Linked DNA regions of Mus musculus: all the other regions are linked to region 6. The links are chromatin loops, found by intact Hi-C in ENCODE. Cell type or tissue: heart. All regions are shown on one strand.

Region 1 (4,000 bases), 84 kb after region 6:
GGAAGATCTCACTCCCCATGGTATGTATAGGGAGGTGCCATTGATTTGGAGATGGGCACTGGTTCCTTTTGGGACACTGGTGTAGGAAAGAATGTCCTTCCTATTAAAAAGGATAAGAAAGAGAGAGGGGGGGGAGAGATTTGTGGTAGGTAGATCTTAGGCCCTGACACGCCCTGGAGTCCCAACTCAAAGAGAATGGGGTGGAAGGGACAGGCTAGGTGCTGGGGACAGAGCTTGCCACCTCACAATCTTCTGTCTTTTGTCTGAGTTAGGAGGTCTGTTGAGGGTACTGGGCTCAAGAAGGTGTATAGAAGTTCTCATGTGTGTGTGTGTGTGTGTGTGTGTGTGTGTGAGAGAGAGAGAGAGAGAGAGAGAGAGAGATGGGGGGGGGAGAGCACTCATGGGCCTGGGTCTGGGTTGGGCCCTTAGGTTCCTGTATATTTAGGGGTATCTAAATGACCCCACTCTGTATCAGAAAGATGGATGGGGAGGGTGTGTCTATGGGGGATGGGATTCAGCACTATCTTTTGGTCTTTTGGGAAGTCCTGAGTGTTCATTTCTTCAGGAAGATGCCATCTAGATGGCTCAAGATCAGCAACAGTGTATAGTCTTCTCAGAAGACTAGAAGTGATGTTTTTTTTGTTTTTGTTTTTATTGGAGCCCTTGAGCAGGAGGGGTGCCAAGTGAGCAGGCTGAGCTGATGTCTCTGGATTCAGTTGGGAATCTTTCCGTTTAAGAGGTGAGGCATGGGTTTCTGTGGAGTCAGAAAGAAAGAGTATAGGGCTCTGATCTTGGTCTCCTTGGAGAGGATGAGGGTGTAGGCCAGACACAGAAGACAGGAAGCCAAGTGGGAGGTTTAGGGGGATGTAAAGGCAAGAGATGTGCAGATGGGAGGGGTCCTGGGACTCGGGGTGGTGGTGGTGGTGGTTGTGGATTGGAAAGGAGACGCTCATGGTGTGTGTGTGTGGGGGGGGGCAGGTCTGCAGACTGGGGGATGGGGAAGCCCTGGACAGATTCTAACAGAGGAGTCTTGGGAAAGATGTACAGAGGTCCTGAGCCTGTGGGGGACGTCGCGAAGAGACACTGGGTCTTAGGAGCCCTGGGAGGGATCCTGAGGGGATCGGGAAGGAGGGTGGGCGGAGGCCGGAGTTCCAGGGTCCGGGACTGGGAATGCCAAGGCTCCCAGCGTGGATTCTGGAGGCGAGGCGACCCCAGGTCACGCTCCTGGTTTGGCTTCCCCGCGGGGCCCCGCAGCACTGACGCCCCCAAGGAGAAGAGGCCCGGTTCGGGCCGCCCTACCTGCGCCGAGAGCGCCTCCATCGCCGCGCCGAGCCTCGCTGTCCCTGCGCTGTGTCGTCCGATGCCCCGACCCACGGTCACGTCTGCTCGAGGGTCCCGCAAACCCCGCGGCCCGGCCCCTTTCAATCAGCCACCCCCGGGGACCGCGGCCGTCGCTGGCTCCGCCACTGCCATTTCACCCGCTGACAGGAGCCGCTGCCCCGCCCCCCGCCCCCCAGCCCAGTCAACCAATTCACCGCCCCCTTAGGCCTTTGGCTCCGCCCACTGTAGAAGAATGACATAAGACCTGACCAATCCATAGCCACCCCGTGAGGCGGACCCTGGCTACGGTTCTCTGAGGAGAGGAGCGAATTGAAATGAGAGAATCTGTGATGGACATCTAATTTTACCTATCAAAATAAGTAATAATATTGATCGACACCTAAACTACTAATAGTGATGGGCGAGAGGTGTGCCTCGGAAGGAAAGCTGAGGCCTTGAGCAACCCTTAGCTGAAAGCACTAAGCCCCGCCCAGAGCTGGAATTCTACCCAATCATGAGAGGTTCTGAGCCGTCCATTACTATCTGCTCTTCAAACCTCGTCCCTGGTAACTGTTGAGATGGGAGGGGTGTGCTGTGAAAGAGATCCTGACTTCTAAGCAGTCAGCGACACTGATGGAAGGCGGGCTCTTGTATTTGACCAATGGAGTCGTGAGACTGGGAATGAGGTTGGCGTCCTGGGCGGTAGGACTTAAGGCCATGGGCTGAATGAAATGGAGGAGTTAATGAGGAGGCGTGTCTCGGTGCAAGGATAGGCGGGACCAGACAAGGGCCGGGCTCCTGGCTTGGGTTTTAGATCGGGCGTATGCAGAAGGCCTCTCTTCAGAGCCAGCATCTCTGTGGTGGCCGGGTGGTTAGGTCAGGTCCTACCCTTGCTGGGTGAATCTGGCATCAAAACGCCGATTGCATCCTTCATTTGCCCCAACCATTATCTCTCCTGGGACGGGGCGGGGCGGGGCGGGGATGGGGTATAGAGCGGCGGAGGGGGTGTCAGGTCTCCTTTGGGTCCAGAGCCGCACACGTGAGAGCTGCTTTAAAGGCTTGAAGAATGAATGAATGAATGGGACCTTGGTTCTTTTGCCGACTCCCCCTTGTCCTCGTTTTTTTCCTCCTCCCCTTTCTCCTTCCACTTTGTTTTTATTTTTTTTTTATTTTAATTTTTGAGACAGAGTCTATTGTAGTCTTAGGATGACCTCAAAATTTTCTGTGTAGCAGAGGGTGACTTTGAACTCCAGATCCTCCCACTTTTCACCTTCCACTCACCACCTTGGCCAGATCCTAGATTCTTTTAATAAGTAAGTGAGGGCAGAGAGCATGTATGACCCATCATTGACAGCTACAAGACTTGAGAAGAGGATGACTCCAGGGTGTGGGTTATGGGCCTTGGACAGGGTGGGGCAAGGAAGGATGTGTCATAGAAGGAAAGCTGAGATCATAGGTTCAGCAGGGGGAGTGGTTCCCCTCTGGAGGAGACTGATGAGTAGTGGAGTACAGCCTGATTCACAAAAGGCTACAAAAAAGTTCAGCATGATGGCTGAAGATCGGGGGGGGGGGGGGGGGACACGAGGGGAAACAGAGGAGTCTATTCAGAATAGGGACTGTCAGGATTTCTAAGGTTTGAGATCTTAACCTTTTGTATAGTCAGGGCTTCTATTTGATACTAACAGTTGACAGTCACATGGATTTTTAAATTTTTAATTTTGTTTTTGTTTTTGTTTTGTTTTGTTTTGTTTTTTGAGACAGGGTTTCTCTGTATAGCCCTGGCTGTCCTGGAACTCACTCTGTAGACCAGGCTGTCCTGGAACTCAGAAATCTGCCTGCCTCTGCCTCCTGAGTGCTGGGATTAAAGGCAAGCGCCACCACGCCCGGCTTAAAATTTATGAGATAGGGTCTCACCACAGCTCAAGCTGGCTTCCAACTCGCAGCGCATTTGACTGGTGTCAAACTCAGAATTTTCCTACCTTAGTTTCCAGAGTGCATGGATGTGTATTATAGTGTTGATCTCATACACTCTCCCTCTTTTATCTATATTGCCCCATTAAAATTTTGAAACTGTTAAGAAAAACTAGACTATTACTAAATACTCAGGTGATTGAAAACCTCATTCCATCCACATTTCTGTATTCCTTTCCCTCATCTAAAAAAAAAAAAGAGAAGAAAAGAAAAGAAAAGGAAAGAAAAGTTCTTCTACAGCCCGTTTGTGTGCTGTGCTATTTAACAGCATCAAGTTGAAATCAACCTCCTGCGGAGGATGCAGCTCAGTTGGTAGAGTGCCTACCTAACTAACATGCACGAAGCCCCAGGTTTGATCCTAGCACGTTGGTAAAAAAAGATATAGTAGTAAACACCTGTAGTCCCCAGCTCAGGGAGGTGAAGGCAGGAAGACAAGTTCGAGGCCGTTCTCAGCTCCACAGTGACTCTGAGGCCAGCCTAGGTTACATGGAAGCATGGCTCAAAAGAGGAGGATAGGCACCTGAACAGTTCAGTCGGGAGTTAAGATTGATAATTGCTCTTACAGAGGACCTGAGTTCACTTCCCAGCACCCACATCTGGTGGCTGACAACTACCTGTAACTCCAGTTCTAGGATATCCTCTTATGCCTCTTTTGGCCTCTTAGTACAGTGAAATTATTTTGAAAAAAAAATTAAAAATTTCTTATCTA
Region 2 (4,000 bases), 430 kb before region 6:
CCCTTCTTTTCTTATTTTTATTCTTTTTCTTTTTTTTCCTTCTTTTTCTTTTCCTTTTGGCCTTTTTATATATATGTAAATGTATGTATAAATGTATATGTAAATGATATGTAATTGTATATGCAACTGATATGTGTATGTAAATGCACATATGAATAAATTTGCAAATATTCAAATGAGATTTAGATGTGTGGGCGGTGCCTAATTCTGGTGGGCATGGCATTAGAAGGAATGGGCATGGCTGGGTGCAGAGGGTGTGGCCTGAGTGTGGTGAAACTGGCCTAAAGAATTATGGGTGGGCGTGGTCTGGATAGGATTGGTGTGGCATTAGGAAGTATGGGTGTGTCCTGACCAATTGAGGGCATTGTTGTTGAATAGTGGGAGTAGACTGAAGATCTGTGGGTGTTTTCTGTAGTGGAAGTGTCCTAAAGGAGTATGGGCATGGTCTGAGAGTAGTGGGTGTGCCCTGAAGGAGGATGGGCGTGGTCTCAGAGTAGTGTGCTTGGCCTAAAGGAGGGTGGGCATGTTCTGAAGCTGCATGGGCATGGCCTAAATGAGGGTGGGCGTGGCATTTGAAAGCATGGGCATGAATATCATTTGCATATTTGCTTATTCACATATGCATTTACATGTACACTTGCGTGCACATTGCATATACAATTACATATCATTTGTATGTGCATTTATAAATACATTTACATATATGAAAAGACCAAAAGACAACTGGGATAATTCCCACAGTGACTCGCAACTGAGGATAGCCACGTGGGTAGGGTGTCCTCCTCAAACCTAACATGAAGAAACAAAAAAAAGATTCAGAAGTCAGCCAGTCCTTCTCAGTGACTATGTAAATGTCTATGTAAATTTGTGGATGTGTCCTCGCTGTCTATGTAAATGTCTATGTGTATTTGTGGTTGTGTTCTGAGTAACTATGTAAATGTCTACATAAATATCTCTGTAAATTTGTGGGCATGTTCTCAGTGTCTATGTAAATGTCTATGTGGGCGGGCCTACCAATGTGTGGGCAGGCCTAAAGATGTGTGGGAGTGGCCTAAAGATGTCTGGGCGGGCCCAAAGATGTTATGGAGTGGCCTAAAAGTGTCTGGGCGGGCCTAATTTGAGGTGTGTTCTGTCTCTGTAAATTTGGGGGCGTGTTCTAACTGTCTATGTAAATGTATATGTAAATTTGGGGGCGTGTTCTGACTATGTAAGTGTCCTAAAGATGTGTGAGAGGAGCCTGAGTGTAGTGGGAGGATCCTAAGGATGTGTGGGAGGGGCCTGAATGTAGTGGGAAGGTCCTAAAGATGTGTGGGAGTGTCCTAAAATGTGTGGGAGGGGCCTGAGTATAGTGGGCGGGTCCTAAAGATGTGTGGGAGTGTCATAAAGACGTGTGGGAGGGGCCTGAGTGTAGTGAGAGGGTCCTAAAGATGTGTAGGAGTGGCCTAAAAAAGTGTGGTAGGGGCCTGAGTGTAGTGGGAGGGCCTAAAGATGTGTGGGAGGGGGCTGAGTGTACTGGGAGGGCCTAACGTTGTGTGGGAGGGGCCTGAGTATAGTGGAAGTGTCCAAAAGATGTGAGTGTCCTAAAGATGTGTGTGAGTTGCCTAAGGATGTGTGGAAGAGGCATAAAGCCCTGTGGGCATAGCCTGAGTGTTGTGGGCGGGGCCTAAAGTCCTGTAGTAGTGGCCTGAGAGTATTGGGCAGGGCATGAAGCTGTGTAGGCTTGGCCTGAGTGTAATGGGTGTGGCTTGAGTGTAGTGGGAACAGCATTAAAGCCGTGTGGGCGTGATCTAGGTGTAGTGGGTGTGACATAAAGACGTGTCGGCAGCGGCTGTGACCTACCACGTCACGGCGGCTGTGGGAACGGAGGCGTCTGACTGACATTGGGGTCACCGAGCGACCGGGGCGCATGGGTCGCGGCAGTTACCGTTGGGACGGGGAAACCCCGGCCTCGGCGTCAAAGTCTACGTCAGTGGGCGTGGCAGTGCGCGCACACCTCGATGATGCCGGCTCTGACGTCACAGGAGTCAGAACGCGGAAGCGGGCTCAGGAACCGAATTCACTGTCTGTCTTCAGCTGAGGCGGAATTTACAGCAGGTGTAAGAGTGAGGCAGGGGGATTCCTGTGAGTAAGGAAGGAACTGAGGCAGGGGGATGACCGTGACTGCACGGACCTGAGACAACAGGAGAGAGACTTCCGGTACGCAGCAGGAAGCCCCGCCCGCTTGGCCTTGACTGAGGCAGGGGCTTGCGCTTTATTTTTCTTTTCTCAATATATAAACAAACGCAGTGATGTAGCCGCCCCCTCCGCCTGTCAATCACCGTCTCCGCCCACTGAGCTGTGCTCGCCAATCAGAGAAAAACCTCGCGGGGCTCAGAGGACCCAAACCCGGGACTGGGACAGAATTACGACTCCTAGCATGCCTAGGGGCTACCGCCACCTCACTTCCTGTGGCAAACAGGAGATCCCGCGCGAGGAGGGAAGTAACTACAACTCCCAGCATGCACTAGAATTATTGAACCATAACTTTCTGCGCCAGACAGGATGTGCCTCCGGCCCGGACAGGAAGTCCGATCGGTCTGCTGCGGCCGCAGGGGTTGATGGGAGATGCAGTCCAGTCAGGAAGCTTCGCCTCATGCGTGCCCCGTCCTGCTCGCTGTTTCCGGTCGTACCGAATGGCACCGTGACTGACGGCACGGAGAGGCTTCCAGTGGGCGGCGGGAGCCCCTCTGCGGCGGCGGCTGAGGAGCGAAGCGGGAGCGGGAAACGGAATCACTGTCTGCAGCTGAGGCACGGGGCGGGGGATGACAGCGGGTGTGAGAGTGAGGCAGGGGGATTCCCGTGAATAAAGGAGCTGAGGCAAGGCCATGACAGCAACTGCACTGACATGAGATGGTAGGAAGCCCCGCCCGCTGGCCAGTGACTGACGGCACGGGTTTCCAATCCCCGGTCATTGAACGGCAGGGGGGGCGTGTCGAGGCGGAGAAACCGCGGAACGGAGGAATATTCGAGGACGGGGAATCTGCGCATGCACTGCTGCGCCGGCGGGCTAGAGGACCGGAAGTCCAGGCTGCGGTTCCGCTACCACGCGAATTCTCATGCCACCCATACATTCAACATTTGGTCTCTGTCCCTAAATCACATAACATACAGCAGACACATCTGCTGTTCAATGTTAAGCTACTTTGCAAGCATGGTGGGTTTATATTTTTAATTTTATTATTTTGGATTTTGTTGTTCGAGATAAAAATTTCTCTGTGAAACCCTTTCTGACCTGTTAGTAGGTACAGACACATCAGCCACCTATCATGTTTTTGTACGATAAGCATATGCTTTTGTGCTAAGGAAGCTTCTTAAGAATACCATCTTGTTTAAGATTTACATGAGGAAAAAGGAATTAGATGGGAGACATCTCTGAAGTCAGGAGAAAGATGAAGAAACTACGAAGTCAGCAGAAGCATCATACAATGTGGCACACTCAGGAGAAGTCTAATCAAACTGTGCTGCACAAGAGGAACTCAGTGTAAATGAAAAACATTTCTGGCCGAGCCTCTCGTGGCCTTGGGACTGATAACCACAGCCCCATATGGTAGGAAGAGTTGTGCTCTCAGAATCTGATTCAACCCCTCCCCCTCCAAAGGCCCTGGCCCCACACCATTACCAGCACTCCCAAGCACATTCCTGGTTTTAGGAAACGAGCTCTGTTTTATCTCTACACCCAGACCTCTAGGTAAGCATCCAAGGAGCCAGCTGAGTAAGCCCGAGGCTGTGACTGGCTTCGCCAAGCGTGTTCCTGGGTTTCAGAAGGAGCTAGGTCATGCTCCAGACATGGGGACCTCAGGGAAAGTGTAGCTTGACCAGGCCAGTATGCAATACAACAGAGATTTCTTTCCTTTTCTTTTTTCCCTTTTTGGCATGGTTGTCATCTTACCCATGTGGCAGAACTATGCCTTTCTCAAGAAGAAAACTGAACCTTTATGGCACACCAGGCCTTGTTGATTGT
Region 3 (4,000 bases), 74 kb before region 6:
AAATTTAAGTTGCCATATAGCTGACAATTTTGTGGCTTCTTTAAAGTTTTACTGTACAGAGCTGATGAAGGATGTCCCAAGCGGAATATGCTCCCCTAACGGGGCTGCCTTGTCTGCCTTAGAGAGAAGTTGTGCCTCTCCCTGTAGAGACTTGATATGCCAAGGTGAGGGGCTCCACCCTCTCAGAGGAGAAGGAGAAGGGGACCAGGAGTGGGGGCAGCAATTGGGATGTTAAGTGAATAAATATTTTTTTTTTTACAAAGGACATCGCAGGCTATAAAGATGACTCAGCTGAACAGACATTGGTTGCTGAGTGTAAACCTGAGTTCAACCCCCATATCTCTTATGACGGAAGAACTGACGCCTCCAAGTAACCCTTTGACTCTCACATAGATGGTCACACAAACACATGCATATTATAATATATACATATTATACACATATACACAAACACCATCCTTTAAAAACACGTACATACATACAAACAAATACATACATAATATAAAAATTTTGAATATAACTTTTTTTCAAATCCTGTAGAACTACTTTTAAAAGGTTACCTACACGCAGCGGCTGTGTTGCAGGCCTGTAATCCTAGAACTTGGGAGATGAAAGCAAAAGGATCATTTCACTGACATCCTTCGTTACACAGAAAGTTTAAGGCCAACCTGGATCATATGAAACATCACCCTAAACCCCAGCAATCAGGAAACAGAGGCAGGCAGATCTCTATGAGGCAATGGTCAGCGTGATTTATAAGTTCCAAGCCAGGACTACTTAGGAAGATCCCGACTAAAAGAAAACAAACACGCTAAAAAACGGTGGACAGAGGTAGAGACAATAGAGAAGTTTTCAATCAAACAGGGTGGCATATACGTTTCTGATAGCACTAGTCCAGAACAGCAGCCTCCAAAAGGCACAGGCAGTTGTTTTTCTGGTCACTGCCCGACTGCCTGGCACATAGTAGGCATTTTAAATTTCGAAGGAAGTGGGGCTGGAAAGATGGCTCAGCAATTAAGATCACTGGCTGCTTTTACAGAAGACATGGGTTCAGTAGTCGGCTCCCAAACGCAGTTAACAATAGTCCCCCGGAGGATCCGACCTTCTCTCTGACTCCCATCTGCACTACACGCATATGGTGCACAGGGTTAACATACATGCAGGCTGAACACCCATGCATACACACTAAGAAAAATCTTAAAACCAAGAAATTTTAACTTTAGATTCCCAGAGGCTGACCATGCTGACCACATCCTTTAACCCGCTTCACCAGATAACAAAACTGAGGCCCGGCTCAGTGACGTCAGCCGGTGCTCAACTGCAGGCAGACCGGAAATGTCCGGGCCGGGATTCGAATCGGGGATCCTGTCCTCCTAGCGAGGGCTCCCGATGACCAACTTGCTTTCTCTGGACGTAAGCGGCTGCACAGCCCGCATTGTGAGGATCACACGACGTGCGTTCTATAAAGAGCGCCACTCTTTGGCCTCGACGTCCAGACGGCGTCCACTGCGGGCCAGGCTCCAACTCACCCTCTCCGCGGCCATCGCCAGCCACTTCGCGACTCCACTGGGCGCCTTGGTCCACCGCGGACGACGCCGACAGGAAGTCCCGCCTACGCCGCGCGCACCCGCGTACCGCGACAGCCATGCCAACCAATGAGCGTCGCTTCTTCAAAGACACTGACCAATAGCAGAGCGCGCTGAGCAGGGGGCGTGTCTGGGCCGCGGGGCCGGGGAGCGGGTCGTGCGCGCTGAGGAGGAGCCGCAGCCGTCGCCGTCGCCGTCGCCGTCGCCGTCGCCGTCGCCGCTACCGCTACCGCTACCGCTCTGCCGCCGCCGCCGCCGCCGCCACCGCTGCCGAGGCCGTGCGGAGCCGTTATCGCCGCGCCGCCCGCCCCGGAGCAGAGTCCCGGGCCTTCCCGCCCGTGTTCAGGTGAGGCCGGAGGCTTCGGCGACTTCCGAAAGAGTAGGCCGCGCTAGGGCCTGAGCTCGCCTAGCCCCACGGGCGTCCGCCGGGCCTGCACCGGCCGAAGGCCCCAGGCCGCGGTAGGCCTGGGTATGGAGACGCGCGTGTGGGCCGCGGCTGGGCGAATGGGAACCGACTCTGTTTGATTCAGGTTGGCGACAAGCCTCCGCCGGGCCAGATTCCTCTGGGCTCCCGCGAGAGAGGCGGGAGAAGGACACAGCGTGGGCACGCGCTTTGGGGGGCCGGGCTCCGAGGCTTGGGGGGCCCCGGATAGTTGATCTCGGAGGCCCGGTGATCCGGGGGTGGAAGAGTGGAGCGAGGACCTTGGGCGCCAGAGGTCATGGCCCACAGACTTGCTCCCTCGGGAAATCCCATAGATTTCTTTTGTGGACGATTTTCTGGACACACCGCGACGAATCATGAGGTCCTTTTAGAAGTGTGCAAACCTTTCGTCTGTGTGTAGAAGTCTAGAAGAGAAAGGGGAAATTTTTTCTTTGATCGCCATCTCTAACAAAGCTGTTTTAGGGACGTTTTCATTTGTAAAATAACGTGTAAATATTAAAAAGGCAATTGCACGCTGTTGAACAATGGGTAGTGATGATGGATCTTCCCTTTCTCTTGTCTTCTGCTGCTAAAGCATGCCAAAATGGGTTTGACGCCTACTATGTGGAGAGCAGGTGGAGAACTTTTTTGCACTAGACAGAGCTTCCATTATCGGAAGTGTCCATGTGGGACACCGCTGGCCAGAGCTCTAGAAGAGGCAAGATCGGATGTTAAAGCTTTCTTAACCTCCTTGTTACAGGCAGTTAGAGTCAGATAATGGTTGGTTGGGAGGGCCTGGCTGCCCTATGCATTGCAGAAAGTTGGATAGCATGCCTGGCTTCTTCTGCCTACTGAGTATTAGCATCTCTGCCTCCTACTTCTTCCAGTTGTGAGTACCAAAAACACATTGAGGCGTTGCTAGGGTTCTTTCTCTCGTTTTTTTCCCTCCACCAAAACACATACACAGAGAGGTGAGAAATCTTTAAGCAGTCTTCCTGGAAAAGTTCTTCCAGCCCTATCCGATGATCTGGGTGAAGCACCTAAGATCTTGAATAAGCCGTATTGAAATGCCTGTGAAATAGCATGGGGAAAGTATTGTGCAGATGTAAAGATGTGAGGAAACCCCCAGTACACATGGAATATGCAGTTAAAATAATCACCAGAATCTTTCAACAATGGACCATGTGTTCATACTTCACGGGCATGTCCCCAGCCCCTAAGGTAGATGTTACAGTATCCATTTTAGAGAAGAAAGTGAAACAGGATAATCTCTTGCACTGTAGTGGCCAATGCAGGGTTTGAAAGCAAGTCCTAGATACCGCCAACATATTGAATACTGGTGTATGCAAAACTGTTGAGGTCTGGTTTTGAAAATGGTGTGAGGCTGGAGAGGCGGCTCAGTGAACAGGAGCACTTGTTACTCTTGCAGAGGACCTGTGTTCAGTTCCTCGCACCTACATGATGGCTCACAGCCATCCATAACTCCAGTTCCAAAGGATCCCATTCCCTCTTCTGACTTTGCAGAACATCAAGCATACATGTGGTTCCCATACAAACAAAACACACATAAATCTAAAAATATTTTCTTAATGCTGTGACTTCAAGGAGTGTGAAGAAGCTGAGAGAAATAGGAAATGTTTCTGTTGAAGTGCTGGTTTGAGGGAAACAACTTCAGTTTGGCTGTGTTCAGGGATAGGTCCCTGGGCAGCAGTAGAAAGGGAGAGACTGAAGAACATACCCATTCCTGTGCTTACGCAGTGGCTTCTCACACCGCTTCTCTCCGTCCTTTGCACACCAGCAGGAGTTGACTTTTCGAAGATGCAGATCTATGTTTCTCCTGATTAAAAGAAGTCTTGGGGCATGAAAAGAAAAATTATGCTGGGCTGTTCAAATGGTTCTAAACATTAAAATCAGAAGCCCTTAGTTTGGGATGTCCCACTATGCGCTTTTCTGACCTTTCTGCTCTTTTCCTGGAAAGCTGTGTGGACCAGCT
Region 4 (4,000 bases), 620 kb after region 6:
CTGTTGTACATAATAAATTCCAATAGTTCGGAAAAGAACGAGAGTTTCTAGCCTGTAACAATCATATCATCCACCCCCAACTTCCTTCGCCCGCCCCACCCCGATACCTCCAAATGCATAGCCTCACCCCACACACTTCACATCCTCTCTTATTTTGTTTTGAGGCACATTGAGCTCAGTTGGCGCTCATACCCAACTGATATGTTGGCCTGATCTTGCACAGGTAACACCAAGAGTACAGGAAGTTCATGAATATAACGTCCATGTAATGTACTTTTGCCTAGCCTCCTCCTTTTACATTCGTACCACCCCCCTTCTTCCGTGACGGTTCATGAGCTTTGAAGGAATTCCTAGTCCTTAAAAGTGTATGTGTATGTGTGTGTGTATGTGTGTGTGTGTGTGTGTGAGGGAGAGAGAGAGAGAGAGAGAGAGAGAGAGAGAGAGAGAGAGAGACTGAGGATCAAACACAGGATCATACATGTATTTGCTAAGTACTTTACTACTGAGCTACAACTCCAGCTATTTGTTACAGTTTTATGACCTTAGGAGCCACACACACAGGGTGACAATTGCATCCATGTGCTGACACACAAACAGATCAAACACACTTACACACACACATATGGTAGGTGATTCAAATTAAACTCAGAATTTTGAGGCCTGCTTCCATTGTTTCTCTAGAGAGGAGCTGACACCCTGTGACATAGGGGCAACAGTCTCTATATCAATCACAGACACAAGGTTTCAGATCTAATGGGTGGTAGTTGTGAATGTGGGTTTGCTCATCTGAGCTAGTTTCTTGATGCTGCTTAAGTCTCCAAGTTGTGGCTAGGAATGGAGCTCAGCTGGTTAGAGTGCTTGCCTACTATGCACAAAGCTCTGGGTTCCAACCCAGCACCACATAAGCCAATCATAGTGCCCTACACATTAATCACAGTGACTTCTAGAGGTAAGGAGGATCCAGAATTCAATTCCATCCATGACTACATAGATTCTTAATAGCCAGGTTAGGTTACATGATATCATATTGTCTCTCAAAAAAATCCTATATGAGATCAAGGGGCGAGCTACATGTGAGGGTGACTGACAGGAGAAAAGTGAGAAGTGCCTAATATGAGTGGGAAGTGTCTGGCAGGAGCTAGAAGTGGGTAGCAGGAGTGGAGAGTGGCAGTGACCAGGCTTCTTAGCTAAGTCAAACTAGAGTGAAAATGAGAACATGACTGTATATACAAGGGAGAGTGCAGCCAGAGGTATCTAGAGGAGTCCAGAGCAGGGAAAGTAGTAGACTAGACATGACCAGTATTACTGAACTGGGCCATTAGAGGAGAGAGACAGTGAGAGGAAGAGAAAAGGGGATGGAGGTAAGCTGACCAAGAGAGCCAAGATTGATCCAAGAGACAGAAGAACCAAGAGAGTGTGTAGTTAAAATGGCTAGGTTATATAGGGATCAAAAGCTACAAGGAGGGAAGAGAAGCCCCTAAGCTGGAGAGGTTTAGGGTAGAGGCAGAAGTGAGAAAAGCAGAGAGAAGCCACAGGTTTAGCCTCAGTAAGCATGGAGGTTTTCGTGTGCTTGGGCATGCTGATATGCACCTCAGCTAACTGGTTTGAGACCTAATGCTGAGTCTTATTTGGGACCTGACAAAACTGACCTATCCTTCTTTGATGGGTTTCTTAGGTCAAGACAAGAGTTATGCTGAGAAAAACAAAAACAACAAAAAACATTTTTGTCTCTCTATTGAGGTATAGCTCCAGTTTTCTTTTAATTTGAAATGGGTTCTCACTGACTCACCAGGTGGGCCTTAAATTTGTAATCCTCCTGCTATATATAGCCTTCTGAGTAACTGGAAATACAAACCCGCACCCTCAGGATCAACCCATAAGATCTAACAGTTACAGTTACAGGTGAATAAGGACAGCCAGCCACCCTAAGTAGGACTTGGGACCTCTGGTGGTTTGAATAGGTATGGCCCCATAGACTCATGTGTCGGAATGCTTGGGCCACAAAGTGGCACTATTAGGTGTGGCCTTGTTGGAGGAAGTGTCACTGTGGAGGTGGGGCTTTGAGGTCGTATATGTTCAAGCTATGCTATGTGTGGCACACGGCAAGACCCAATTAAATATTTTCCGTTATAAGAGTTGCCATGGTCAGGGGCTGGAGAGATGGCTCAGTGGTTAAGAGCACTGGCTGCTCTTCCAGAGGACCTGGGTTCAATTTCCAGCACCCACATGTCAGCTCACCACTGTCTGTAACTCTGGCTCCCAGAATTCTGACACCTTCAGAAAGATACACATGTAGGCAAAATGTCAGTGCACAAATATAAATAAATAAAGATCTAAAAAAAATTATTGCCATGGTCATGGTATCTCTTCACTACAATAAAACTCTTTCTCCTTTAAAGCTTTGTTGAAAAGTCATTCACAGAGCTGGTGAGATGGCTCATCCAGGAAAAGCACTTTCTACCAAGGCTGAAGTTTCAGTTCAAGCCAGGAAACTAGATGCTGGAAGAGAGAACTGAGTCCTGGAAGCTGACCTCCACATGTGTGTCATGACACTCGCAAACGTACACAGAGTAATGACTTTTGGCATACTAAAGTGTTATACATCTATGCCATAAACCATCTGGCTGTTAAGTTAAGCCTGAGAATTGTGAGGAGGAAAGCCAAGTCCACAATTGTCTGACTAAAGCAAACTGTACTTCGGGGTGCACCCAGGGCTGGTCAACCGGCTGTCTCTACGGAATTTTAGAGAGCAGCCCTGCTGGCCTCTTGTCCCTTTTATAGGAGAGATAACACAGAGTTGCCCCTGTAAATGATACATTGTTAGAAAAAAAAAACAATGAAAGGAAAGAAATAGGAAGAACCATTCGTGTGAAGGGGGCCTCAGGTTTAGTGTATGTCTTAAAAACTTAAAGTTCACATCAGATCTAAGAAACAGGAACTTACTCCTAACTCTTAACTGCACACACAGTCCTTAACCTGCAAGGCATGTATTTCCTGTCTTGGTCTCGTGGGCGTTTGATCCTGGATAGTTTTATGTAACTCTGGTTGACCTGGAGCTTCCTATGTAGTTCAAGTTGGCCTTGAACTTGAGATCTTCCTGACTCGGGATTACACGTGTGTCTCAAAGAAGTGGACAGTGTTCCTGAGAATGACAGCAGGAGTTCCAGGGCAACCAGGGCTACATTTTAAGAAAGGGAGGGAGGGAGGAAGAAAGGAGAGAGGGGGAAGGGCTCAGTGCTTAAGAGTACTGATTGGCTTCTCTTCCATAAAACCCAGGTTCAATTGCCAGTTCCTCCATGGTGACTCACAACTATCCATAACTCCAATCTCAGGGGTCCAAATGCCCTCTGCTGATCTCATGAGCACATCATATACTTGCAAGCAAAATACCCAGATGCACAAAATAAATACAAAAACAACTCTAAAGCCAGGATGCTCGATGCCACGCCAGCCTAGCAATCCAGGACACACAATTTTCCAGGCCATGTCTCAAAAATAGAGGTAGAGAGCACTACAGAAAGACGCCTGGTGTTGACCTCCAGTCTTCATATGAGCATGCACACACCACACGTGCACACATACACTACTATGCAGACCCATGCACACACCACACGTGCACACATACACTACAACAAACCCATGCACGAACCACATGTGCACAATACACTACTACACAGATCCTACCTCACTTGCCCCAAGTGAAAGAAAATTAACTTTTTAACTTTATTTATCTAAACACTTTAAAAGATTTGTTTTATGTGTATGGCTGCTTTACCTGTATGTATGTCTGCACACCATGAGTGTTCCTGGTGCCCAGAGAAGCCAGAGAAGAGCAATAGATCCCTTAGAACTGAAGCTACAGATGGTTGTGAGCTGTTATGTGGGTGCTGGGACTCAAACCTAGTACTCTGGAAATGCAGCTAGTGCTCTTAGCCCATGAACTACCTCACTATCCCAGAAAAAAAGAAGCTTAACTGGTTTCCTGAAAGGTATCTTGGAG
Region 5 (4,000 bases), 57 kb after region 6:
CCTGTTCCATGTTAGTTTCTGAAATGCAGTTTCTTGATAAGGCTGAAGCTCAGGCCTGTTGTGTATGGACTGAGCTAGGCTGGCTGGCTAATGAGTTCCAGGGATCTGCCTGCTACCTCTCCCAGTCCCAAGTGCTAGGGTCATAAATGCACACTACTTGTGCTGGGCTTTTACTGTTGGGTTTTGGGAGCTCCGAACTTAAGTTTCCATGATTGAGACACAAGCACTTTACAGAGGCATCTCCTCACCCTTACCCCTCCTTTTTTAACCTGGAATTTGCCAATTTGGCTAGGCTGGCTTGCCAGTGACCCCCAGGGATCTATCAGCCTGTCTCTGTGGATGGGATGAAAAGCGCACTACTGCTCTTTATGTGTGTTCTAGGGAACTCAGGCCCTTATGCTTGCACAGCAAATACTTCACCCACTGAGCCATATCCTTTGCCCCTTCTTTCCTTTTTTTCTATTGTTCTATACGGAGGGTGGAGCCCATGGCCTTGTGCATGCTGGGCAAATGCTCACCACTAAGCTACTGCCTCAGCCTCAACAAACACTTCTCTCAAAGGCAGTTGTCTATGCACCTGTCATCTTGCCTTTCCTGATGCAAACAAATAAGGGATTGGTTTTTGTTTGTTTGTTTGTTTGTTTTATTTATTTATTTATTTTTTGAGACAGGGTTTCTCTGTGTAGCCCTGGCTGTCCCAGAACTTGTTCTGTAGACCAGGGTGACCTCAAAACTAGAGATTCAACTGCTTCTGCCTCCGAGTGCTGGGATTAAAGTCGTGCATCACTGTGACCTCCCAGCATCAAACCAGGATGTTTTGAAACAGTCTAAAAGTAAAAGACCAAACTGCAGGACACTTGTAAGATGCCCTATGAGGAGACATCTGTCTGACTCTTCGAACACTCTGGGGAAATCTCTTCTCTGGAGAAATTTTTAATCTGGCCTGTGGTCTCAAGGTCTGTGACATTCTTTTCTATTCCTGGGTCCCCACAGTCACCAGATGAGAGCAGGCTGCTCATCTGCACACAGCAAGGACCACATTTGGTCTAGTGCAACCCTCAAGCTACCTTCCTTGTGAGATGGCTCACAAACCCAGGATAGAAAACTTTCTGGGAACTTCAAGCAGGGCCAAGTGCTTCAGCCTTCAGGCACATACCCCTGCCCCTGACTTCCTACAGGAGGTAGGAACAATGAGCATGAGGTTGGCAGTAATAGGACCAGCACAGCAAAGCTCCAAGGCTCAGAGAGGTGAATTCACCTGCCCGGGTCACACAGCTGGTCCTCTGTGGGACACCAGTGCTAACCACTTTGACTCATCAACTGGAGAGGACAAAACCAGGCTAATGTGTAGGTTTGTAACCCTGCCTGTCCTCCATTTCGTGTGGCAGGGCCCTTATTCTTGGCCAGCGGACTTTGGGAATGTATAGCTGGCTGGCTGGCTGAAGTAGGTGGGTATGAGCTTTTCTTTCTCCTCTCTTCTTCATCCTGGCCCTGGGTTGTACCTGGAAGTACCTGGGTCTGCTTGGAAAGATATTGAAGGACTCTAGATGCTCAAGAGTGCCTTTATCTGGAAAGCCAGGTCCTTGTCACTTAAGACCAGGTCTCATCTTTGTTTCAATCGATGTTGTTGGGTGAACAGCTAAAATCACATGAAGAGAGGTGAAGAGGCTATTGAGAGGTAAGTTTAGTTTCAGACGTTTTGTGCACTCAAGGCACTGACTTTGATGGGCTGGCAAGCTGGCTACCAGCACAACCAGAGCTCTCAGTGGATGCCCATACTGTAGTCTACATATCCTTAGCCTACATATCCATCTGGCTTGCCTGAACCCTACTCCTTAGCTCTCAACCTTCCGGGAGGCTCCTCTGTGCCCCCAGCCTTCGGGGTGTCCTCCTGCCCACCAGGTACATACTTCTATCCTAGGCCCTTTACACTGGACTCTTGGACTTAGAGGACCTAGAGTGTCTTCCCAGGCGCGACTGTCTCTTTCTTGTATGACTACATCCGGAGCACTCTGTGGAATCCACACTATTTCAGTGATTTATTGGAGGTCGCCCCATGACTTGGGGTGCTTCGGGGACATGAAGGCAAGGATCTTTGACTGTCTTGTTTACTGTTGTGTGGCCAGCTTTGAGGACATGCCAACTGGGGAATGCGCTCCCACGCGGGGCTGGCAGGTGAAGGAAAGGTCAAGTGAGCGAGGGTCATCCGAAGCCAGAGATTGTCTGCCCAGGCCAGCCTGTTCTACCCGTGCGCTAGATAGGCCCGCCCTCTAGCGGCCAGCTCTGGATTTGTAAGGGAAAGCCTCAGGGGAGCCCATCTCTGCCCCTCCCCCACGCCTCAGGCACTCACTTTGATCTCGATCTGCTCCTCCATCTCTTTACTCTTCATAGCTGCGTACTCCTTCTCCAGCCTGTGAGGACGGGGCACACGGTCAAAGTCCCGTCTCCCTGGGGTTGAGGTGGGCTTCCCATTTGAGTTCTCCACGCCCGGGCACTGACCTCTTCATCTTTTTAGGGTTGTACTTGACCTGATAAGCCTTGAGGACCAGCTTGTCTGGGCAGCTGTCAAACTGGTGGGGGATGACTCTCTGGAAGTACTGTGGAGACACAGGGAGTCATGGTCACTTGGGCCCTGACCACCAGGTCTGCCAGAGCTCTAACTGTATTCTGATTTGCCTGAGGCTTCTCTTTGTCTCAGCACTCAGGCTGTTTGTTTTTGGTTATTCAGCCAACATTTGTTGTGCAAATGAATTGACTGCAGGAGAGAGAACAGCTAGACTAGAAGGGAGGCCTGCCTTCCCAGCAGGCTTTTGGGGGAAGCGTGAGAAAACTGGGGCTGAGGCTGAGAGTGGGGATCAGCTTGGCCTGCAAAGCCTGACCTGAGTCCCATCCCTGGAACCAACAGTGGAAAGAATAAGAGAGTGGAAGTAGAGAATTGAATTGTGAGATACTGTGTGCCATGAGCCCTCCTCCTCTCTCCCTCTTCCCACCCCCACATTAACACTAATAATAAATAAAATTAAGACAATCTGGCCAGAGGACCTCCTGAAGGCAGGGCTGGGTGAATGGGGTCTGAGCATGGGGGAACCCTCCGTAGGAAGTGGGTAGACAAGCTCAGTGGACACAGGTCCTATTCCTCTGCCCAGCTGCTCCAGTCAGGCAGTCTTGGACAATGTATGGCCGTGTTCGCAAACACAACTGTGGTCTTTGTGCATTCTTTTCTGAAGCACCAGCTGGAGGATGCTGGGAGGGAATAGGGGCCTGTGTGATGGGGAAACCATGGTGAGGGGAAAGCTGGCTTTGGATCTAGCAGACTGTGCCAGGAGAAGGCGCAGGCAGGGAGGAGCAGGGTATGAGGCTACCTCAAGATGCCTGGCTCCTTCCCGTGTCCCCCAGGCTGAGAGCTGGGATGAAAACATACTGAAAACCTCCCAAATGTTTACTCTCAGGGTTTACTTTGCAGGCAAGCTTTGGGGACCTGCAACAAGTGGGTAGGAAAGAGTGAGTAGGACTTCCCCAAATCAGTTGAGTGTTGGCCTTCTCTTCTCCCCAGTACTAGGTTGCTGGCTCTGGGTTGTATCTGACAGAGCCTGGGGTTCCTCAGGGGCCTCAAGGGACGGAAGAAAGGATCCCAGATGCTCAGGAGTGACTTCTATTGGGAAGCCAGCCCCTCCCTTGTCACTTAGAATCTTTGTTTGTTTTTTGTTTTGGTTTGCTTTTTTTCAAGACTGAAACAAACTCAGAGATCTGCGTACCTTTGCTTCTCAGGTGCTGGAATTAAAGGTATGCACCATCACTGCTAGACCTATTGCTTAGAATCTTGTATAGCTCAGGTTAGCCTTAAACTTCTGATTCACCTGCCTTCACCTCCTGAGTGTTGGGACTAAAGACATACATCATTATGCCTGCTTATATAATGCTGTAAAATGGAACCCAGGGCTTTGTGCATGCTAGGCAAGCACTCTACCAACTAGCCATGGGATTTCCAGTGCCTGTCACC
Region 6 (4,000 bases):
TGGGCTCCAATGAAAACCTGCCTTGCAAGAAAAATAAGTCTGGGTTATGGGGGCAGACAGCCCTAGACACTTCTGAGGGGATATAGTATTGCCAAGCCTGTTTCCTCGTTGGTGGATTAAACCCGGAAGTTCCTTTATTGCTGTATTAGTCAGGGTTCTCTAGAGTCACAGAATGTCTCTCTATTGAGGGAATTTATTGTGATGACTTACAGTCTGCAGCCTGACTAACCCAACAATGGGCAGCTGTGAATGGAAGTCCAAGAATCTAGAAGTGACTCAGTCCCCACGAGGCTAGTTGTTTCAGCTAGTCTTCTGTAGAAGTAGGCTCCAACAGATGTGCTGGCAATTAAGTGCAAGCAGGTGAAGAAGAGTGAGTCTTCCTTCCTCCAATGTCCTTATGTAGGTCTCCAGCAGAAGGTGTGGCCCAGATTAAAGGTGTGTACCACCAAGCCTGGATCTGGGACCTGCTTTGTCCCCAGCTGACCTTGAACTCAGAGATCCCCTTGCCTTCGTCTCCTGGGATTAAAGGTGTGTACTACCTTACGTGGGCCTTTGCTTTTCATGGCCACTATGCCTCAAGATCTCCATGCTAAAATCCAGGTCAGAAACTTGTGTCTTCCAGCCTCAAGATCTGGATCACAGGTGAGCCCTTTAATTCTGGATTGTAGTTCATTCCAGATATAGTCAAGTTGGCAACCAGGAATAGCCATTACATTTGCTTAACACAAGGATGAGACTCGAGTTTGAGGAGGTTGGTTGAGGGACATGGAAGTAAAGAACAAAGAAGGTCCAACTTGGGAGAGAACGAAGGAGGGAGGAAAGGAAGACTCTATTTAAACGTAAGCCGGCTGGGTTGTGTGTGCTTTTCTGTTTCAGGCAAATGGCCCATGTCTCTCCCTGGCTGTATGTGTTCATGGGGGTTGGAGTCCCACCCCTCCATTCTAAGTCTTTCCAAGCCACAAATCTCCCCACATCTGGACCCAAGGTACAGCCTGGAGCCTCCCCTCGTGCACTCCACCCCTGCCCATGTTTGGGAGCATATTGACTCCACCAGAAGTTAGCAGGTCACCAATTTATTTTGAACAGGGGAGTGAGGACAGGGAGAGGGGAGAGAAGACACGCAGGAGGCCTTCTGAACGGTAAACCACGGCTGAGTGGATCTCAGGACCTCACTGGGTGGTGCCATCTCTGGGGGAGAGGGGGTGACAGAGGCTCAGGTCACATTCTCCCAACAAGCTTTGGCTTCCTTCACCAATCTATGTATTGGGGTGTGTGAAACTAAAACTGTATAAATCCCTCTTACATATCTGTTCAAGTCCTAAAGACCCCGTTCTTCACTGCTCGGGACCCCATCTCCCAAATTCCATTTGCAGCTCCACCTTTGACAAGTTACTTAGCCTCATAAAAGCATTCTTCTTCTATCTATCTGAATGTTGTTCAAAAGAAGATTAAATGAATGCACAAAGTACTTGGAGTCCCATGAGTAAACTCTAAGAACGATCCTTACCACCATGCCCTTCTCATAGCTCTTGCTTCAGACCTTCACACCCAGTACTTACCTGCCTACTGGGGGTCTCTGGAGCTGGGGGCCGCTGAGAGAAGCTCTAGGAGGCGGGCCTGGGGGTGGGGGTGCTGAAAGAAGAAGCTAGCTAGAATAGGAGTTGCCTGTGCCCTGCGCCAGATTAAGCGCGCCCCCTGGTGGGAGCTGCTACAAGTGTACCAGCCCTAAGGGCCAGATCCTGGAGGCAGGTTCAGGGATATGGGCTCACGGGGTTGGGGGTGGGGCAGGTAGACTACTAGACTGTCTGAACGTGTGGAAATAGGTGTGGGGTTCTGGCGGAGCAGAAGTCAGTACCTGAGTGTGCGCAGACGAGACCAAGCCCAGCGGCCAGCGCAGCACCCAGCACGAAGGCCGCCAACACCAATGCCACCACCGGTGCAGGCTCCAGTGCTGCAGGGGCTGGAGCGGGTGGCTCCGGGTGTACCGACCTGCCTGGGAGACTCTTGGATGGCCCTATGGGGACACGCGCAAGGCTGAGACTAGGCCTTGGACCAAGCTGTCCTTCCCATCCCGGTCCCAGGGCCGTTTGTGAGCTTACTAGGGGACGGACGAGGTATTGTGACCACGATGGGCTGTGTCAGCATGTGCAGGTGGGGGCTGTCGGTACCAAGGCTCAAGCTGCTGCCCGCACATGCCTCATCCTGAGGCAGACACTGGGTTGCAAGGGAAGAAACCAGACTTCAGTGCCTTGGTGGTTCTGGGTCTGGTCTCCCAGGGCTCCTATGATGGGCTTAAGCTTCCAGCTTTCCACTAGAGCTAGGAGGTTACCACGGGACTCCTGGGCGTAACCATAACCATAAACCTAAACCTAAAAACGGTTTCAGCCCTAGAACACCCCATATGTCAACCTCTAGGTCTCAAGTGAGGCCTGCAAATCAAATGTGCAGAAGTTTAGATAGATCGCAGTGTTTTCTTGAATCCAGCCTTCCAGCCCTAAAAGGACTCCAGATCCCACCCAAGGATCTTAGAGCACAGGCTGTACATTTCTAGTCTACTTACCGGGAATCCTTCTGCAGAGCCCCATGAGGGATATCTCTATACCCAGTACCCATTGTGAGAGGGACCCAGACCATAAAGCACTTTGCTTCCTAAGGTCCCTCAGCTGCCAGAAATGCCTTTGCCTAGCTAGAGAATATTCCGCAGGTGCCGAGATTACTGTTTCTGTTAGCGCACCCGCAATGGTGCTGGTGGGGTCAAAGGCACTGGTGTCAGGCGGACAGCTCGGCGGTGGTGACTGCTGCGACGGCGGCAACGGCTGATCTGGCAGTGCAAGAACTGTACTGAGGCATTGAATACCGGACGCAGGCGAAAGCTGAAGCGTGAGACGCTAGCAGCATCCGGGCGTGGAGGTGGTGAGAAGCTGACAGAGTCGTCGGCGGGGCAGCCCCCACGTAGAAGCACCAGGGCAGGCCCCAGGGTCGGGCGTGAAGAAGGTGTTACTGAGCATCGGTGAAGGGCTAGGCCCCATCTCGGTGAAGGACGGGCCAGGGCCGCCTGCAGGATCAAGGCGCCATCAAGGTCGACCAGTCCCCATCTATCCCTCTTCCCAGCCACCCTCGTCGTTTAAGGCGCCCGCACCTGCACAAACACATGGCTGTCCGCCGGAACCTCCAGTGGCCCTGCGCGGCGAGGGAACGCGTCCTCTGCATCTGATAACTCCAGACTGAAAAGGGGTCTGCGCAGCCAGGGGCCAGGCGCCCCAGGTAACAGAGGTGCTGAAACAGAGCACATAGCAAGGGCGCAATTCCCTCTAGGGAGCCCTTGTCTCGCTTTGAAAAGGGATGCATTACAGGTGGTCTCTTTACCCATGCTCAGCCGCATGCCAAATTCTTTCCAAGTTACAACCATGTACCGCTTAGTGGCATCAGGGCCTAGTAGAAGCTGAAGCCAGCACAAAGCTGTGCTCTTTCATTTTCTGACCTTTTGTGCCATTTGCAGAGTAGGCAAGGGGATGTGGGGGACACACGGAGTTAATGCCCTCCTGTGGTGGTGGTCAGCAGAGATGAAGTCAGGATTCTCTGCTTTGCCCAGGTTGCTAAAGCCTTAGAGTCTAAAAGATCCAGTATGAGCTACTGGCCACTAAGGAGAAGTAGGTTACTGGCATCTGTTGCAGTCAGGAGGGTGCCCACCCGTATCCCTCCAGAGGGCAGAGGCTCAGTACAGACAGGCAACAGGACTGGGAATTTCTGTTCAACAGATCTCTAAGTCCCCAAACAGAGGAGAGAGAGCACCAAGAGGTAAGGGTGGATGGTCTCTTTTGTGTTTACCCAGGCTTGCACTTACACACACACACAGCCTATACAAGCAAATGACTGCTTTCAAGCAGCAGTTAGCTGGGGGTTTATCACGAATGATTTGCACACTTGACCCTATATCCACAGCCCTTACCATCACTTGGTTGAGAAATTTAAGGCAACTGGCAGAGGGGCTAGTCTGGGA
Region 7 (4,000 bases), 340 kb before region 6:
ACCTCCCTAGAATCCCCACTGTCAAACATGCTTCTAAGTGCAAGAAAGTGTTTTTGAAGGCTGAGAGATGTAATTAGTGTGAACTGCCTACCTAGTATGTGAAAGACTCTAGCTTCTATCCTCAGTGCCACAGAGGAAAACAAGCATCTATATTCTTGAGCCACCTTATCCTTTTTATGTGCCTACGAACCTCATTAATTCAAAGACACTCTTTGTGAGGGCTATTCCTGGTTGTCATCTTGACTACATCTGGAATAAAGTACAATCCAGAAATGGAGGGCACACCAGTGATCCAGATCTTGAGGCTGAAAGACACAGACTTCTGGCCCAGATCTTTTAGTAGTAGTAGTAGTAGTAGTAGTAGTAGTAGTAGTAGTAGTAATTTTTTTACACTCCGTATTTTATTCCCTACCCCCACCCTATCCCCCGAATCTACCCTCTAGCGACTGTTCCACATCCCATACCTCCTCCCACCTACCTGTCTCCACATCGTTGTACCCACACCCCACTCCACCTGACCTTTAAACTCCCTGGGATCTCCAGTTTCTTGAGGGTTAGGTGCAGCATCTCTGAATGAACACAGACCCAGAAGTTCTGTACTGTATGTGTGTGTTGGGGGCCTCATACCAGCTGGTGTATGCTGCCTGTTTGGTGGTCCAATGTTTGAGAGATCTTAGGAATCCAGATTAATTGAGACTGCTGGTCCTCCTTCAGGATAGCCCTTCTCAGCATCTTTCAGCCTCCCCTAATTCAGCAACAGGGATCAGCTGCGTCTGTCCATTGGTTGGGTGCAAATAACTGTATCTGACTCTTCAGCTGCTTGTTGGGTCTTTCGGAAGGCAGACATGGTAGGTACCTTTTTGTGAATGCTCCATAGCCTCAGTAATAGTGTCAGGCCTTGGGACCTCCTGTTTGAGCTGGATCCCACTTTGGGCCTTTCACTGGACTTTTTTTTTTTTTTTTTTCCCAGATCTTGACATGGAGATCTTGAGGCAGAGTGACCATGAAAAGCTTAGACCTAGGCAAGTTAGTATCTGCCTTTAATCCCAGGAGATTGAGGCAAGAAGATGTCTGAGTTCAAGGCCAGCCTGAGACAAAGCAAGTTCCAGATCCAGGCATGATTGTACACAGTTTTAAACTAGGCCACACTTTCTGCTGGAGGTCTATATAAAGGCATTGGAAGGAGAAAGACTTTTCTATTGCTTGCACATCTGTTGGACCAGATAAAACAACTACCTTCGTGGGACTGAGCAACCGCTAGATTTTTGGACTTCCTGTTCACACCTGCCCATTTTTTGGGTTAGTTGAACCAAATCAAGTCAATACAATAAATTCCCTTAATACATAGAGACATTCCATAATTTCTGTGACTCTAGAGAACCCTAACTAATTGCAGTGTTCTTGCTTGATCCACTTGAGAGTTCTGCAGTAATCCAGACCTGCTCCCTGGGAAAGGGTCTGTGCAGTGAGTGACTGGGGTCCAGCCTTACAAGGGATGTTAGGCCTTCAACACAGTGGGCCAAGCAGTTCTTGGCCACATAGGGACTGCTCCTCTCATCCTCCTCTCTACCTGACACAATCGACTTTGAAATTGGGTTGAGTAATCTTTCCCAGCTGCCACCTAAGTACTAGTTCTTCTTTTGGGTCCAGGATCCAAAAGGCCCATTCCAGAACAGAGTCTCTGTTGGGTGGGGGTGGATCTTAAGAGACATCCTTTGCCAGACTACCACAATTCCCACTGGGCGACCCCAGGCACAGGCGGGGAAAATGAACACAGAGAGACCTAAAATCGATCTCCAGATGCCCCAGGGGTGCCTGCTGCAAAAATTTATCCAAACTGAAAATTTCTCAGACCTGGTGCCCCAAACGCTGGATTTTTCCTTTGTTCTGCGGCCTGGCCACAGTAACTAGTCCAAATGACCACTAGAGGGCACTGTAGAATTTAGCATCCTGTGTGATCCTGAAATTTTCTGCCTCTTTTCTGGCAAGTGGCCTGAACTCTTTAAGTCTGGGTTTGGGGGAACTTCACTCTCATCCCTCCCTCTGTGGCTACAGTTCAGGTCTTACTAGCAAGGATGATCACAATGGCAGACCCTTGCCTCCAAGGCCTCAGACCACAAACCTGAGCGAGTCCCCTGCCTTGACAGAGCCTTGCTTACCTCTCCCCGTGTTCCTGTTGCAGCTGCAGAGGTATGGATGGATCACTTATCTGTGAATTGGCTTCCAAGCTCTAGAGTCCGACTCTTTAGCCCACTGTGTCTTCCACACGTCTCTGGTTCTCACTGCCTGTCTAATTGGACTGCACTATTCGCTTTCTGAGTCCAGCCCAAACCAAGGTAAGCATTCTCTCTTCCTTCATGGACTCAGATTTTATTACAACAGCTTGGCCTCATTTAAAAGCTACAAATTAGTACACCTGATTTCCAAATTCTCACTACCACAGACAAATGACTTCCAAATATCTTATACCTAAACTTGCTCTGTTCTGTGCTCTCCAAGTCTCTTTTCTCTATGCTGTACTTCCCCACTCTTACAAATCTTGTGTACCTGATTTCTTTGCACTCTGCCCTCAAAATAGAACACAAAAAGAAAGAGAGATTATTGAGATTAGATAAACTCTTTACCTAAAGATTAATAAGTTGCTCATTGGGTATAGTTTAAAATCTATACAATGTGCAACAAGATTTGACTTTAAACATATGTAGTGGCTATTCCTGGTTGTCAACTTGTCTATACCTGGAATGAACTACAATCCAGATCTTGAGGCCGGAAGACATAAGTTTCTGATCTGGATCTTGGCATGAACATCTTGAGGCATGACAGCCATGAAAAGCTTAGGGCCAAGCAAGGTACTACATATGTTTAATCCCAGGAAACTGAGGCAAGGAGATCTTTGAGTTCAAGATCACCCTGGGACAAAGCAAGTCCCAGATTCAGGCATGGTGATACACACTAATTTGGGCCACATCTTCTGCTAGAGACCATATGGACATTGAATAAAGGAAGTTTTTGTTTTTGTTTTTGTTTTTCGCCTTCTTGCACTTACTTGCCAGCACATCTGTTGAAACCTATTTCTACAGAAGACCAGCTGAAACAGCCAGTCTCGTGGGACTGAGCAACTACTAGATTCTTGGACTTCCCATTCACAGTTGCCCATTATTGGGTTAGACTACAGACTGTAAGTCATTACAGTGCATTTTCTCAATACAGAGAGACATTCCATAAATTCTATGACTCTAGATAACCCTGACTATTACAGAAGTTGGCACCTGGAGAAGGGTATTGCTGTAATAGGTTCGACCATGCTTTTGTTTGGAAGAATGCACGTTTTGGAATTTTGGATTTGGAAAGCAGTAGAATGCTTTAAATGGGGCATAATGGGCTATCCTAGTAGGAATGTGGAAGACTTTGTTACTGAGTATGATTTAAATTGAGTGGACCTGGCTCAAGAAGTTTCAGTGGATAATTCCAATGTGTGGCCTAAAGACTGTGTTTGTGGTATTTTAGTGAAGAATGTGGCTACTTTTTGCCCTTGTCAGAAGAGTCTGCCTGAGGCTAAGGTGAAGAGACTCAGATTAATTGCATTGACAAAGGAAGTCTCAGAAACACCCATCAAAGACTTTGTTCTCTGTAGCTGCCTGCAGCTATATGGTTCCTGAATGGGAGGCTGGAGCTAAAAGGAAGGAAATAAGGAGACAAGACAAGATACTGATCAAGGCCCCAGAGTTTACTTAAGAGTCTGAGTTTATAAAGGGGGAAGGCCCACCCCCCACCAAGCCAGGCTCTTGTTGCTTTGTCCCCAGCCTGTCAGCACTTGTTCCGGAATGTCTTAGGAAGACAGGTTCAGCCTCTCAGCGGGTAGCAGAGTCTTGGAGAGGTGCACAGGTGCCAGAACAATAGACCTATCTAGGTCGGGAGACTCCACCCTAGGTGGTCTAGTCCACAGTGGCAGAACAGGTCTGAGCCAGCCTGCTCAAGGCTCAGGGAAGCTACAGTTCTC

The links. A loop is a pair of places that touch in the nucleus more often than their neighbours do. Peaks named below come from ENCODE experiments on the same cell type or tissue, not always from the same donor. Only the 100,000 strongest peaks of a DNase experiment are listed, where the experiment ranks them.
Region 1: a loop joins it to region 6, with 2.0 times the contacts of the local background. A loop is called at or near these places in 6 of 42 quality-filtered maps.
Region 2: a loop joins it to region 6, with 2.5 times the contacts of the local background. A loop is called at or near these places in 7 of 42 quality-filtered maps.
Region 3: it touches region 6 in a loop (4-fold over the local background); 19 of 42 quality-filtered maps call a loop at or near these places.
Region 4: it touches region 6 in a loop (2.3-fold over the local background); 2 of 42 quality-filtered maps call a loop at or near these places.
Region 5: a loop joins it to region 6, with 1.8 times the contacts of the local background. A loop is called at or near these places in 8 of 42 quality-filtered maps.
Region 7: a loop joins it to region 6, with 2.9 times the contacts of the local background. A loop is called at or near these places in 5 of 42 quality-filtered maps.

The regions. Positions count from the first base shown.
Region 1 is chr8:4,164,063-4,168,062 of GRCm38, reverse strand. Evi5l (ecotropic viral integration site 5 like) reads right to left here and starts at 1,496. Exons shown (of 20, transcript NM_001346730.2): 1 at 1,300-1,496. The region is part of intron 4 of 4932443L11Rik (a long non-coding RNA gene); the gene reads left to right. In heart, no CTCF peak of the experiment used is centred here; a DNase peak (open chromatin) is centred at 1,802; H3K4me3 peaks cover 2,054 bases; H3K27ac peaks cover 1,033 bases.
Region 2 is chr8:4,676,406-4,680,405 of GRCm38, reverse strand. Gm6410 (a long non-coding RNA gene) reads right to left here. Exons shown (of 2, transcript XR_378684.4): 1 at 1,840-4,000. Among named protein-coding and RNA genes, the nearest start is that of Gm6410, 3.6 kb to the right of the region's middle. In heart, no CTCF peak of the experiment used is centred here; DNase peaks (open chromatin) are centred at 1,865, 2,445, 2,925 and 3,705; H3K4me3 peaks cover 2,360 bases; H3K27ac peaks cover 2,146 bases.
Region 3 is chr8:4,322,818-4,326,817 of GRCm38, reverse strand. Elavl1 (ELAV (embryonic lethal, abnormal vision)-like 1 (Hu antigen R)) reads left to right here and starts at 1,718. Exons shown (of 6, transcript NM_010485.3): 1 at 1,718-1,932. It also overlaps a transcript of Ccl25 not described here. In heart, no CTCF peak of the experiment used is centred here; DNase peaks (open chromatin) are centred at 1,637 and 2,037; H3K4me3 peaks cover 3,147 bases; H3K27ac peaks cover 2,381 bases.
Region 4 is chr8:3,626,179-3,630,178 of GRCm38, reverse strand. No RefSeq gene overlaps it. Among named protein-coding and RNA genes, the nearest start is that of Stxbp2, 2.9 kb to the left of the region's middle. In heart, a CTCF peak has its summit at 1,960; no DNase peak of the experiment used is centred here; H3K27me3 peaks cover 530 bases.
Region 5 is chr8:4,191,717-4,195,716 of GRCm38, reverse strand. It overlaps Evi5l (ecotropic viral integration site 5 like), which reads right to left. Exons shown (of 20, transcript NM_001346730.2): 9 at 2,500-2,597; 10 at 2,351-2,411. Among named protein-coding and RNA genes, the nearest start is that of 4932443L11Rik, 12 kb to the right of the region's middle. In heart, a CTCF peak has its summit at 2,282 (motif pointing left); a DNase peak (open chromatin) is centred at 2,266; H3K4me3 peaks cover 540 bases; H3K27ac peaks cover 417 bases.
Region 6 is chr8:4,248,481-4,252,480 of GRCm38, reverse strand. Tgfbr3l (transforming growth factor, beta receptor III-like) reads right to left here. Exons shown (of 7, transcript NM_001195258.1): 2 at 3,140-3,276; 3 at 2,735-3,055; 4 at 2,100-2,214; 5 at 1,856-2,014; 6 at 1,560-1,632; 7 at 1,058-1,188. The coding sequence ends at 1,170. Among named protein-coding and RNA genes, the nearest start is that of Tgfbr3l, 2.3 kb to the right of the region's middle. In heart, a CTCF peak has its summit at 1,698 (motif pointing left); DNase peaks (open chromatin) are centred at 1,690 and 3,010; H3K4me3 peaks cover 1,830 bases; H3K27ac peaks cover 2,087 bases.
Region 7 is chr8:4,586,420-4,590,419 of GRCm38, reverse strand. No RefSeq gene overlaps it. Among named protein-coding and RNA genes, the nearest start is that of Zfp958, 25 kb to the left of the region's middle. In heart, a CTCF peak has its summit at 1,913 (motif pointing right); no DNase peak of the experiment used is centred here; H3K27ac peaks cover 446 bases.